Regions from separate parts of the Homo sapiens genome. Here region 2 is linked to region 1. A link is a loop called in an ENCODE intact Hi-C map of the cell type or tissue named here. Cell type or tissue: CD14-positive monocyte. All regions are shown on one strand. Links, peaks and the distances in the headings refer to the core of each region. The heading gives the core; the rest is flanking DNA.

What was found. A loop is a pair of places that touch in the nucleus more often than their neighbours do. Peaks named below come from ENCODE experiments on the same cell type or tissue, not always from the same donor. Only the 100,000 strongest peaks of a DNase experiment are listed, where the experiment ranks them.
Region 2: it touches region 1 in a loop (2.0-fold over the local background); 4 of 110 quality-filtered maps call a loop at or near these places.

What each region holds. Positions count from the first base shown.
Region 1 is chr6:159,979,283-159,984,282 of GRCh38, reverse strand. The region is part of intron 1 of IGF2R (insulin like growth factor 2 receptor); the gene reads right to left. Among named protein-coding and RNA genes, the nearest start is that of IGF2R, 13 kb to the right of the region's middle. RefSeq lists a silencer at 792-1,086 and enhancers at 965-1,204, 1,952-2,121, 2,312-2,421, 2,432-2,481, 3,314-4,304. In CD14-positive monocyte, for the core only: no CTCF peak of the experiment used is centred there; DNase peaks (open chromatin) are centred at 302, 2,222, 2,602, 4,882 and 1 weaker place; H3K4me3 peaks cover 3,351 bases; H3K27ac peaks cover 2,962 bases; H3K27me3 peaks cover 1,378 bases.
Region 2 is chr6:159,716,743-159,725,206 of GRCh38, reverse strand. It overlaps a transcript of SOD2 not described here and the pseudogene RNU4ATAC18P. Among named protein-coding and RNA genes, the nearest start is that of WTAP, 6.5 kb to the left of the region's middle. In CD14-positive monocyte, for the core only: CTCF peaks have their summits at 4,102 and 4,303; no DNase peak of the experiment used is centred there.

The sequences.
Region 1 (5,000 bases), core at 1-5,000:
ATAAGAATTGTTCAGCTTCATCCTAATCTTCTAGGACCAAGGTCATTTATGCAGACTGTAGTTTATGCAGTCCGTCATTGGCCAAAACGCTTCTCTTCTCGTTTTTAATGTCATGGATACTACTTATATCGTAAAGGCAGAATTCTCAGAATGGTTGAACCCATCTGAGGACAGCCTCTATGAAAAAGCTGTGAACTGTCTGAAGATTCAGACCACATCACATCATGCTGATCAACAGATCATATGCTTTTCCTTGCTCAACTTCTTCCCCAAGCTTAAACTTCTGCTACTCTATACTCCCAGTCCAGTTCTGCTTTCTCTTCTGCACAGTGTGAATTGCCAAACACCAGAGCATTGCCTTCCACAACCTCTCTTCCCATACCCAACTGGTTTCCATGGAAATAATATCAAGTCCCTCAGCCGGCTCCTTCCCACTGGCTGCACTGTCCTTGCTATTTCTATGTAAGCAGCTTGTGAACTCTACAAACAAGGTCCACATCTATATTGTCTTCCTCAACTCAGATGCACACTCTCCTTTAATGAGACTACTCAGCTCAGCAGAGTCCAACAGTGACACAACTCAGAAACATTCTACAATCAAACCATCAGGCCCAGCAGGAAACGGGGAGCAGCAGAAGTCAAATACAAGGCAAATGACTTTAGAAGATCTCTGCTTTTAAAGCAAAGTCTGTGGCAGAAACATACCCTATTTTTTTAATTTAACAAGGGCAATTAATTTAACCATATAAACCAAGCACACAGTCGGAATCTTTCCCATAAAGAAAGCTCAGATACTGTTTTGCTCCTGACTGTAATCTCACTGCTTCTGCTGAAACTATCCTGGAGAACTGCAGTCAGTCCACGCCTGTTCAGAAGTACAGAGGTTCCATTTTAACCTCATTTGCTTGAAATTTCATAATATCCTGAAAGGTGTTGGCAGATTACCAATTAGAAGGAAGCACACAAGTAACAGACTGTCAGCTGGTTAACCCAGAGACAGGAAGGTGTTTCTACTTTCCTGCTACTGTTCCAGCAAGGGCCGCAATCGAAACCCACCCTGGTCCAGACGAAACCAATCGAGGGGCTGCAATGAAGAAGTCAATGTAGCCCCAGGCCGACACAGCTGCCTAGAGTTCAAAAAGCTTAAAACAGAGATGCAGAGCCATCTCCACTGAGTGAGTTCTAAATGTCTGTCCAAAAATGAAAAATAAAAAATTCAAAATACAATGTCATAGGGATACAGATATAGAATATCTTTAAACTGACATTGGTATCTTAATATGACACCTCTCAGAGTTTTCATATATGCCATCACTCAATGCTTGCAAAACCACAATAGCTTGCAAGATGTAATTTGGAGTTCTTTCCTTTTAAAAACAGCTAGCATCTAAAGTATGTAAAATTCTATGATCAAAATATATGGTATGCTCAATCTCTTAAAGAAAATAAATCTTAGAAAACTGGGTTCCTTCCCTTCAACACAAAACATCTCCATGAAGTATCACTCTGTCCCTTCCTCATTTATTGCCATATATCCAAACTCTTTTAAAATATATCTTAGTTTCCTCAGTCCCTGTGAATCTTGGGGTTATGCTAATGGTCATGTAACTATTAAACATTTTACTACTGGCCTGCAATTAATAAAGCAAGATAAAGGCAGGATGGGATCAGTAATAATAAAAGTAGGCACGTGTGAATCTGTAATTTGGTTTCCTTAAAAGACAGAAACCCAGTTGGTGACACATAAGTGAAATTCACATAACAAGATACATGGTCACTAGCTAGAGAAATGTTTCTCTGAGTCTACAGCAAGCAACAAATCTAACATGTTGGAGACAAAGAGAATGTGAAGTGTTTCCAACCTGAACATCCAAAAAAGATTCTCCTACTTTCGACATGCACGCAAGTCCTCTAACAGAGTATTCAAGAAATCACCTGGCTCACTACTGTCCCTCAACAGTATCAGACAGTGTTTCAGCTCATACATATCCAGCACAGTCACCTTCAGAAATCCAGACCAGTCTCCTTAACTAAGGAGAAAGGGAAAAAACAGCAAGGAAGAGGAGCAAGGAGGCAGGGTTCCCACACTGGACCTTGGGAGCAGAATGTCAAGAGCCTAAGGTAACCACTGTCGTCAACAACTTGCTGTTGCCTACACTAAAAGAGAAACAATCTGATTTGCATGAAGACTCCTACCCCGAGCTGAAGGCTGGGGAAGCACGTGAGTTTGACACAGCATGGCCAGAGCTTATATAGGAAGTACTTCACTTCCTATTCTAACAAACCCACAAAGCTGTGGACAAAGATACAGGGCCGACAAATACAAATAAATAGAAGCAGGGAAATGCCAAACGTCAGCCTTTGGTTTTCCCTGAGAGGTATGCAGGGTCTGGAAGGAAGCCCGGTGTATGGAGAGGGATCCGGCTGGAAGCCCTAAGTCAAACACGACATCTAAGTTGATGTCAGAGCCCAGGGAACCAGGGCAGGCAATGGGGACTGCGTAACAGAGGTCACCTGGAATAGAGAGGGGGCACGCTACCCTAAGAAAGGTGCCATGAAGGGCCTGGGCCAGATTCCTGCCCCAGCGCTGACTAACAAGCTGTGTGAGCCAGTCTCTCCCAGCTCAACTTCCTCGACAAAACTCAGCTAGCCTACAAGGTCATTGTGAGGAGAAAACCACCACCAGGAACACAGAGCTATCGAAACAGACTATGATCTAAAGCTTTCATTTGAATCCAGAGAGAGAGTTGGACTGCTTAAAAACTAAGTTTACAAAAAAAGGTGAGTTGGCTGGGGGCGGGGGGTGCCCTCTGAAAGGAGTGTCACATGACACTGGCAAGGAACTGGAGGGAGAGACGGGCAGGCCCCTGTCCGGAGGCATCTCCTAGGAGCTGATGAAGACAGAGACACACGCACTCAGACAAACACACTCACACACACACACTCAGACACACACACTTGCACTCACAGACACTCAGACACACACACTTGCACTCACACACTCGTGCACTCACACACGCACTCACGCACACATACACACTCAACTGCCTCCTGGGACCTCTCAGGACAAGGATGCCACTCTGGCCTGCCCGCCCTGCACCATCCACAACAGAGACAGGTGAGTCCAGAGCTTCCAGCAGAAGAGCAGCAGGGGAAACAGAACAAGGGCAAACACACCAGGGTGTGGCGTTCCCAGGAGGTGGGCAAGTGCCCTCCACAACAGAAAGCTACCACAAAAATGGCTGGTCCTCTCTGCTATCCTTGGCTCAGATCAACTCAACAGTACAGGATGCAGGCCAGTATTTCAACCCTAAACCCTGCTCCGTGATGATTTTCTTCCAATCAGAGCAATTACCTGGGCGGTCTCATACTTTGCTCCTCATGTATAAAGAAGAGTTGTAGATGGGCTAAACTCCCTGCTTTGCCATGTGGATGTCTGAGGCCAACCGCCTTTAAGGACAATCCAGCCCCCAGCGCAGAATTCAGACCTTAATGTTCAGCCCCCTACTCTCCCTGTCACCAAGGTCCCAGAAAACCCTCCCAGACCCAGGGCCCTTCCTGGAGTGTGCAAACTACAAGGGAAGGTGGGCCTTTCTAGAAAACCTGCGGGCTGTCAGCTCAGCTGGCTGGCCCATGATGCTAATGAGGCCACCGCCAGGTGGTGGTTCCTCACAAAGGCCAATCAGGTGGACAGAGGAGAAAAGCCCCTGCTTTGAAGATGCTGGAGCCAAACATCAGACAGCAGAGGCTCCGCAAAGCCTAACACCCAGCTGGGGCTGCCCCTCTCCACCTTCTTACAGACTCAGAATGGACAGCCTAGGGAGGTCCCAGTGAGGTCCGTGACCTTGTCTCTGATCACAAATTCACAAAGTGGCCAAGCCCATGTTAGAAAGAAGCCTGTCCTGCTCCAGAGCTCATGCTATCTCCATCGCAGCCTAAAGGCAACCTGAAGAGGAAAAGCAGCTACCATGCTCAACTGCAACCCTCACCTAGGGATCTCATAGTTCCCTAAGGCAATCCAAGCAATCGAATCTTCCATGTACCTTTCTTTCTTTCTTTCTTTCTTTCTTTCTTTCTTTCTTTCTTTCTTTCTTTCTTTTTTGAGACGGAGTCTCACTGTGTTGCCCAGGCTGGAGTGCAGCGGTGCGATCTCAGCTCACTGCAAGCTCCGCCTCCCGGGTTCACACCATTCTCCTGCCACAGCCTCCCGAGTAGCTGGGACTACAGGCGCCCGCCACCGCGCCCATCTAAGATTTTTTGTATTTTTAGTAGAGACAGGGTTTCACCGTGGTCTCGATCTCCTGACCTCGTGATCCACCCGCCTCGGCCTCCCAAAGTGCTGGGATTACAGGCATGAGCCACAGCACCGGCCCATGTGCCTTTCAATCCACCAATCTACTGAAGTCCTCAAGGGCTCTGGCTTTTACCCAGAGGGAGCCCAAAGTCCCACAGCCTCTGTGATCTGGCCACAGCTAATCCTCCGTGCTCTCTGGCCCCTCCCTCCATTCTCCCAATGGCTCAGCCCACCCAGACACACTGGGCCCTTAGCTGCCTCTCAACCAAGTCAGACATGCTTCCCGCTGGGTCTGACATGCAGGCCCCCCACCAGGGTGCCTGGTTCACTCGCTCACTTCCAGCCTTTTACAGAAAGGCCTGGTGACAGCGGACTCTCCAATAAAACAGCCCCATCCTCAGGGCCCAACCCCCGACTCTGCCACCAGCTCTCCTCTCCCTCCGCATGTCCAGCAAAGTCAAGGCCATGAGCTCACGCTGCCTGTCACTCTAAAGGGGTGACTGTAAAAAGAGACAAAAGAGAAGAGAGAAGTGCTGGTATAACTGACGCTTCGAGAGCAGAGAGCAGGTGGAGGCAGGGTGCCTCAGGGGAACAATGAGGGTGACTCACTGGAGTCTCAGGCTTGCCACTTCTAGGAAACTCACTACTTTAGCACTTCTATTCTGGTGGCTTGGCACTCTATTTGCAGGCCAGGGTGGGGCGCAGG
Region 2 (8,464 bases), core at 1,526-6,525, 260 kb after region 1:
ACCACTGGCCCCTCTGAGCTTTTGAACACAGTACTCTAGTAGTGTATCTGTGTTGTGATAGTGTAGTCTTTCCTTATATGCAGGAGATTGGATTTAGGACCTTCTGCGAGCATATACAGAAATCTGCATACTAAAGTCCCGGAGCTGAGCATAGGGAAAGTTGGTTCTTTGTGTAGGTGTGTTTTGCATCCCACTGTACTTCTGTTTTGTTTTCTTCCTTCCTTCCCTTTCCTTTCTTTTTCTTTTCTTTTTTTCTTTCTCTCCCTCTCTTCTTCCCTCCCTTCTTCCCTCCCTCCCTCTCTTCCCCCCTCCCTTCCTTCCCTTCTCTTGCTTTTCTTTTTTTTTTTCTTTTTTGAGAACAGGGTCTGACTCTGTCGTCCAGGCTGGAGTGCAGTGGTACGATCATGGCTCACTACAGCCTTGACTTCCTGGGCTCAAGCAATCCTCCCATCTCAGCCTCCCGAGTAGCTGGGACCACAGGCATGTGCCAGCACATCTAGCTAATTTTTTTCTATTTTCAGTAGAGAGCTGTGTTGCCTAGGCTGGTCTTGAACTCCTGGGCTCAAGTGATCCTCCCACCTAGCCTCCCAAAATGCTGGGATTATAGGTGTGAGCCACCGTCCCTCGCCCCACTGTATTTTTCATCTGTGTTGGGGTGAAAAAAATCCACATATAGGTGGACCCTGGCAGTCCAAACCAGTGTTGTTCAAGGGTCAACTGTGTATTCTAAGGATGAAAAAAGTGCACAGGAGCTTTCAGCTTCACTGATTTATGATTAATGGTAACATTGTTACTGTGGTTTTAAAACTCTGTACTGTATATGGTAGGATAACATAAGTATTTTAATGTTACTATATACAAAGATGTGCAGTGTGTGAGAGAATGAGATACAAACACAAGATCAAAGAAGTTCAGAAAAGGGCCGGGTGGCTGATGCCTGTAATCCCAGCACTTTGATAGGCCAAAGCGGGAGGATCACTAGAGTCCAGGAGTTTGAGACCAGCCTGGGCAACATAGCAAGACCCTGTCTCCATTTTTTAAAAAATTTAAAACAATTTTTAAGACGTTCATTCATCCGGGGGTGGGGGTGGAAACTAATATAAAGAATTTTAAGAAGTTCAGAAAAAAAAAGTCTGTAGTATTGAGTTTAAACTGGAGGGCTGGGTGCAGTGGCACACACCTGTAATCCCAGTGCTTTGGGAAGCCAAAGTGGCTTAGGAGTTCAAGACCAGCCTGGGCAACACAGTGAGATCTTGTCTCTACAAAATACAAAATAATAAAATAGCCAGGGGTGGTGGCCTGTGCCTATAGTCCTAGCTACTTGGGAGGCTGAGGCGAGAGGCCCAAATGAGCCCAGGAGTTTAAAGTTACAATGAGCTGTGATCTCACCAGTGCACTACAGCTTGGGCAACAGACCCTATCAAAAAGAAAAAAAAGTTTCAACTGCAAAAAAAAGTCCTAGTTCTGTGGACTGAAAGGGCCTAGAAGCACTAGGGTGACCAGTTGTTCTAGTTTGCCACAAACAGAGGGGTTTTCTCTGGATGCTGGACTTTCAGATTAAAACTGGAACAGTCCTGGCTGAACCAGGATGTATAGGCATGGGCACCCTACAGTAACAGTGAGCACATCTGACACTGAGATCTTGGTTTCTAAATTCCATTTCCCACTAAAAAGATCCAGAGCTCCTTTGGAGAACTGGCTGATTCCAGCTCTGGGACGGGAAAGGTACAAGATGAGCCAGGTATTTCGTTGTGCCTGAATGCAGAGGAAGTGCTTAGACCAATGAGGCTATGCCAACTGTAGTTAGGAGAACAAACAACACTAATCCATAGTGGTAGATAGCAGATCAGTGGTTGGTTAGGAGGGGAAGAGAGAAGGAATTGACTGGAAAGGAAAATGGGAGAACTTTTGGGGGTGATGGAAATGTTCTGTGTCATGGTTAGTGGGAATGTATACGTTTGTCAAAATTCATCAAATTGTGTCACTGTAAAGAATGCATTTTATTGCAAACCAAATGAGAAAAGCAAAGTCGATTGAGAACTTGCTGTAGCAAGGGAGTCAGCCACCATCCCTTATGTTTTAGCAGAGGTTCAAAGGCATGCAGAGGAGTGGGAAAGCTTTACAGTGGACAAAAGGAAAGGTTTCACAGGTATGCCTGATTGGAAGCTGTTGGCATGGGGAAGCTGGAAGCTAACTACAAGTTGGCATCCTATGGTCTTGGTTAAAGGAGCATATTTGGCTTTCTCTGGATGGGCATAAGCTAGAAGTGAGGACAAAAAGTAGGGAAGCTGTCAAGTTTTAATCAAGTCCTGGCCATTTTGAGCTGATTGTCATAGAAGTTATTATTTAGCTTCCTGGATTGCTACCAGAGATAGCAGTCTGACTTCCTACAAGTCTGGTTGATAGCAGGTTTGGCTTTCAGGCTGAGAGTACACTTATGGTAAATAAGTGGTTGGTTTACTGGGCTAGTTGTTGTAGGTAATGGGTCAGAATTCTGTTTTTATGTATATTCTGGCCATTTACCATTTGTATTTTCAGTCTCTCAAAAATAAATTTTAGAGACATGGGAGCCAGCTTGAAGGATCTCCCAGGGGGCAAATTTAGGGCAATTTTAGCGTCAAAAAGAAAATGAATACAATTGATTGCAAATACTGAATAAATAAAAGTCTACTCTCTAGTACAGAGAAGAGAGAATGAGAAGAGGGAAACTATTTTTCCATCATTGGTAGTGTCTATTACACCAATTTGATACTCTGAAAATTAGTTATTAAAGGGAGATAGCATTTACCCTGTTTGTTTTTTGTTTCATTTGTTTTTGTTTTTAAGACAGAGTCTTGCTCTGTCATCCAGGCTGGAGTGCAGTGGCACAAACATGGCTCACTGCAGTCTTGACCTCCTGGGCTCAAGTGATCCTCGTGCCTCGTCAGAAGCTGGGACTACAGGTGCCTGCCACCATACCTGGCTAAGTGTTTTTGCTTGCTTTTTTGTTTTTTTAGAGATGGGGTCTTGCTATGTTGCCCAGGCTGGTCTTGAACTCCTGGGCTCAAGTGATGCTCCCACCTCAACCTCCCAAAGCGCTGGGAGTACAGGCATGGGCCACTGCTCCCAACCTACCCTGCTTTTTTTTTCTTTTTTTTTTTAATAAAGAATGTGGTTTATACCCAGTTGATGAGGAAAAACTCTTCTTTACTATAGGATGCCAGCTAATAAGTATAAAATAAAATATAGAATTAGACAATAACCATGATGCAAACCTTAATGAAATAATTGACTCAGACAAGGACTATCAATGGACTTCAAAACCTTTAGATGAAAGATTGCTGGGAAATGCCATCAAAGTATCACTCTACAGGCTACTTACCTAATTGTAAAAGAAATTACAGGCTGGGTGTGGTGGCTTACGCCTGTAATCCCAGCACTTTGGGAGGCCGAGGCTAGCAGATCATGAGGTCAGGAGTTCAAGACCAACCTGGCAACATAGTGAAACCCCATCTCTACTAAAAATACAAAAAAAAAAAAAAAAAAAAAAAAGGTCAGCCGCAGTGGCTCATGCCTGTAATCCTGTAATCCCAGCACTTTGGGAGGCCAAGGCAGGCAGATCACCTGAGGTTGGGAGTTCGAGACCAGCCTGACCAACGTGGAGAAACCCCGTCTCTACTAAAAATACAAAATTAGCCGGGCATGGTGGCACATGCCTGTAATCCCAGCTACTCAGGAGGCTGAGGCAGGAGAATTGCTTGAACCCAGGAGATGGAGGTTGTGGTGAGCCAAGATCGCACCATTGCACTCCAGCCTGGGCAATGAGAGCAAAACTCCGTCTCAAAAATAAATAAATAAAACGGCTGGGCACGGTGGCTCATGCCTGTAATCCCAGCACTTTGGGAGGCCGAGGCGGGCAGATCACGAGGTCAGGAGATTGAGACCATCCTGGCTAACATGGTGAAACCCCATCTCTACTAAAAATACAAAAAATTAGCCAGGCGTGGTGGTGGTCACCAGTGGTCCCAGCTACTCGGGAGGCTGAGGCAGGAGAATGGCATGAACCCAGGAGGCAGAGCTTGCAGCGAGCTGAGATTGTGCCATTGCACTCCAGCCTGGGTGACAGAGCGAGACTCCGTCTCAAAAAAAAAATTAAAAAATATAAATAAATAAAAATTAAATAAAAATAAAAATACAAAAAAAAAATAGTCGGGTGCAGTGGCATGTGCCTGTAGTCCCAGCTCCTTGGGAGGCTGAGGCAGGAGAATCACTTGAACCCAGGAGCAGAGGTTGCACTGAGCCGAGATCGCGCCATTGCACTACAGCCTGGGCGACACAACAAGACACTGTCTCAAAAAAAAAAAAAAAAAAAAAAAAAAAGGTAAAGAAAATACACCTGTATAGTGGAGCCATCTGGTGGTCACCATTTGAACCAAACCATCAAATTTAGTATCAGTAATAGTGGGACAACCTCCAGTTTACAGAGAATACAAGAGAAAGGGTTGTCATGCAAATCTGATAGTACTAGCAAAGATAATTATTCTAAAAAAAAAGTCGTAAGACTATAAGCAATAAATAGTTATTGAGCAGCTGAGTTAGGCATACTATAGTCTCAGTTTCAGTATCTAACCAGCTTCAAGTCACCATTTCAAATGAAATATCAACGCGTGATGAAAGTTAACTTACTACCATCCTTTTCTTGGGGTTGCACTACTGTCCAATGGGTACCTAGTGAGGGCAGTACTGCTAACTCCTGCACAACACACCGAAATCAACTAGAGCTTTGCTTTGCCTTGGTGCAGTTTTTGGAGAAATGAAAAACAGCTTTCCCATACACACACAGTTATTTACATATTACTGTATTAAAAAGTACATACAGGCTGGGCACGGTGGCTTACGCCTGTAATCCCAGCACTCTAGGAGGCCGAGGTGGGCGGATCATTTGAGGTCAAGATTCGTGACCAGCCTGGCCAACATGGTGAAACTCTGTCTTTGCTAAAAAAATATATATTTATATATACACAAAAAAATTAGCCGGGCGTGGTGGCGGGCGTCTGTAATCCCAGCTACTCCGGAGGATGAGACAGGAGATTCGCTTGAACCCGGGAGGCAGAGGTTGCAATGAGCTGAGATCGTGCCACTGCACTCCAGCCTGGGAGACGGAGTGAGACTCTGTCCCCCCCACCAAAAAAAAAAAAAAGCAAGGCTGGGCATGGTGTCTCATGCCTGTAATCCCAGGACTTTGGGAGACCGAGGCAGGCAGATCACTTGAGGTCGGGAGTTCGAGACCAGCCTAGCCAACATGGTGAAACCCTGTCTCTGCTAAAAAATACAAAAATTAGCCGGGTATGGTGGCACACATTTGTAATCCAACTACTTGGGAGGCTGAGGCAGGAGACTCTCTTGAACCCGGGAGGTGGAGGTTGCAGTGAGCCAAGATCGCGTGACTGCACTCCAACCTGGGGGACAGAATAAGACTCTCTCAAAAAAAAAAAAGAAAATAAAAGAAAAAACCATAATACTGAGTTAGATTAAGTGAATTGGCCACTTCTTTGCCATCAGCCTAATACTTAGCCTGCAACTTTTTTTTTTTTTTTTTTTTGAGAAAGGGTGTTGCTCTGTTGCCCAGGCTGGAGTGAGGTAGCATGATCTTGGCTCACTGCAGACTCCACCTCCTTTGCCCAGGTGATCCTCCTGTCTCAGCCTCTCCAGTAGCTGCGACCACAAGCACAAGCCACCTCTCCCGATCTCGGCTCACTGCAACCTCCGCCTCCTTGGTTCAAGCGATTTTCCCACCTCAGCAGCCTGAGTAGCTGGGATTACAGGCACATGCCACCGTACTCAGCTAGAGACATGAGTAGAGACATAGTAAAGACAGAGTTTCACCATGTTGGCCAGGCTGGTCTTGAACTCCTGACCTCGTGATCCACCTGCCTCTGCCTCCCAAAGTGCTGGGATTATAGGCATGGGTTACCATGCCAGCCGACTTCTCTTATCTCTTATGTGGTGAAAACAGGAAAAGAGAGCTCTATGGGGTCCCTTTTATAAGGGCACTGATCTCATTCATGAAGGCCCTACCTTCATGACCTAATCCCCTTCCAAGGGCCTCACCACCTACCTCCACATTAGGGGTTAAGATTTCAACATGAATTTTGGGTGGACGCAAACATTCAATCTATTGCAGAAGTACAGAGGAAAAAAAAAACAGTAAGTCTAGCTTTTGTTATTGGCACCCAGAAATCCAGGGATCCTGGAGAGATTATCAGAGTTGTTGGTTAAAAATGTTAATGTTAATCCACGACGCTCTCAAGAGCTCACGTCTGGTGTGACTATGACCATGTCATGCTGTTTCACCAGTTAGTACCTCTGCTGAGTCCATTCTTTCTGCCTGGAATGCTCTTTCTACTCTTCTATGCCAGGTTATCTCCTATTCACAGTTAGCAATTAGCCTAAGACACATTATTTATTTACCTTAGTTTGTGTCAAGCATAGACAGTTGTGGTTTTACAGATAGGGAAGCCAAACCAAACTTCCTAGCCTACTTTTCTTTTTCTAATCTAGTGGATTTTATACTGACTTACAAGATTTTACTGTGAGCAGCAATGCAACATAACCCAATATATCTAATCTTTCAGATTTAGTGAACATTTAGATTTTTAAAATTATAATTAAAGCTATAACATTTAGTCTTCATTTTCTCTGCAGACCACAAAGACTTCTGACATTCTAAGTTTTTTTTAAAAAATAATTCAGTAGATTGTTATCATAATTTTTACTAGACTATTATTAAAATATTATTTCAGAAATTCATATGTTGATGAGATATCTGCGTTCCCATGTATGTTGAAGCACCATTCACAATAACCAAGATAAAGACTCAGCCTAAGTGTCCATCAACAGATGAATGGATAAGGAAAATGTGGTATATATGACCAGGCATGGTGGCTTATACCTGTAATCCCAGCACTTTAGGAGGCTGGGAATTTAGAAGTGGGAGAATTGCTCAAGGAGGGTTTGAGACCAGCCTGGGCAACAAAGTGAGACCCCACCTCTACAAAAAAATAAAAATTAGCCAGGCATGGTGGTGTGCGCCTATAGTCCCAGCTACTTGGGAGGCTGAGGTGAGAAGATTTCATGAGCCCAGGAGTTCAAGGCTATAGTGAGCTATGAATGCACCTCTGCATTCCAGCCTGGGTGACAGAGGGGAGAGACCCTATCCCAGAAAGAAAGAGAAAAGGAGAGAGAAAGAAAAAGAAAAAAAAATTGTGTATGTGTGAGTGTATATATATATACACATATACACACACACACACACACACACACACACACATATCCATACATATATATGTATGAATACTATTTAGCCACAGGAGGACATTATATTAAGTGAAATAAGCCAAGCACAGAAAGAGAAGTACTGCATGTTCTCACTGATAGGTGAAAGCTAAAAAAGTTGATCTCATGGAAGTAGAGAGTAGAATAGCGGTTACTAGAGACTGGAAAGGGTAGGGGTAGGGAGGGGACAGCCAGAGGTTATTAACAGATACAACAGTACAGCTAGATGGGAGGAATAAGTGCTAGTGTTCTACAGCACCATTGGGTAACTATAATAACAAACAATTTATTGTATATTTTCAAATAGAAGAGCAGATTTTGAATATTTTCAGCACAAAGAAATAATAGATATTTGAATTGATAGATGTGCCAATTACCCTGATTTGATCACTACACATTGTATACATGTATGGAAATATCACAGTGTACTCCAGAATATGTACAGTTATTATGTGTCAAATAAAAATAATAATTTTATGGTTAGGCACAGTGGCTCATGCCTATAAGCCTAGAACTTTGGGATACTGAGGTGGGAGAAGTCCTTGAACCCAGGAGTTCAAGACCCTCCTGGGCAACACAGCGAGACCCTGTCTCTAATTCTAAAATAATTATAGTAAAAAAATAAAGATAGAGTTAGGTTTTAAACATTCTGAACTCCTTGGTGGGAGTAAGGAGCATCTGTTGGTCAACAGAGGTAACAGAGGTATGGGTAGCTCAGAGTCAATTATTCTCGGAAACAGGCTTGTCCAGCTACTGGAAAAAAATCCCTTCATTAGGAAAAATAAAGGCACCTTTTGCATGTAATTTCCCTGTCCTGATCCCTGTAATTCTTTCCTAGTTGCCCATTCAGTACAAATAATAGCAGCTTTCTGAAAAGGATTTAGCATGCCAGAATGACTAGGCATTGCTGTACTCCTTCCAACATCTGCTGGGGTATTGTGGCACACACTACTGGGAGCCATGTTCCTCCTCTTGCACAATCTAGGAACTTCTAAATTGTGTTTGAGTCATAGTATCTTCAGGCCAGGAGATGAATTATGGCTGGTGTAAGCCAGTGTTTCTCAACAAGTGTGCTACTGGAATTTTGGACAAGACAATTTGTGTGTGTGTGAAAAGTATCTTGTGCATTTTAGGACATTTAGCATCCCCA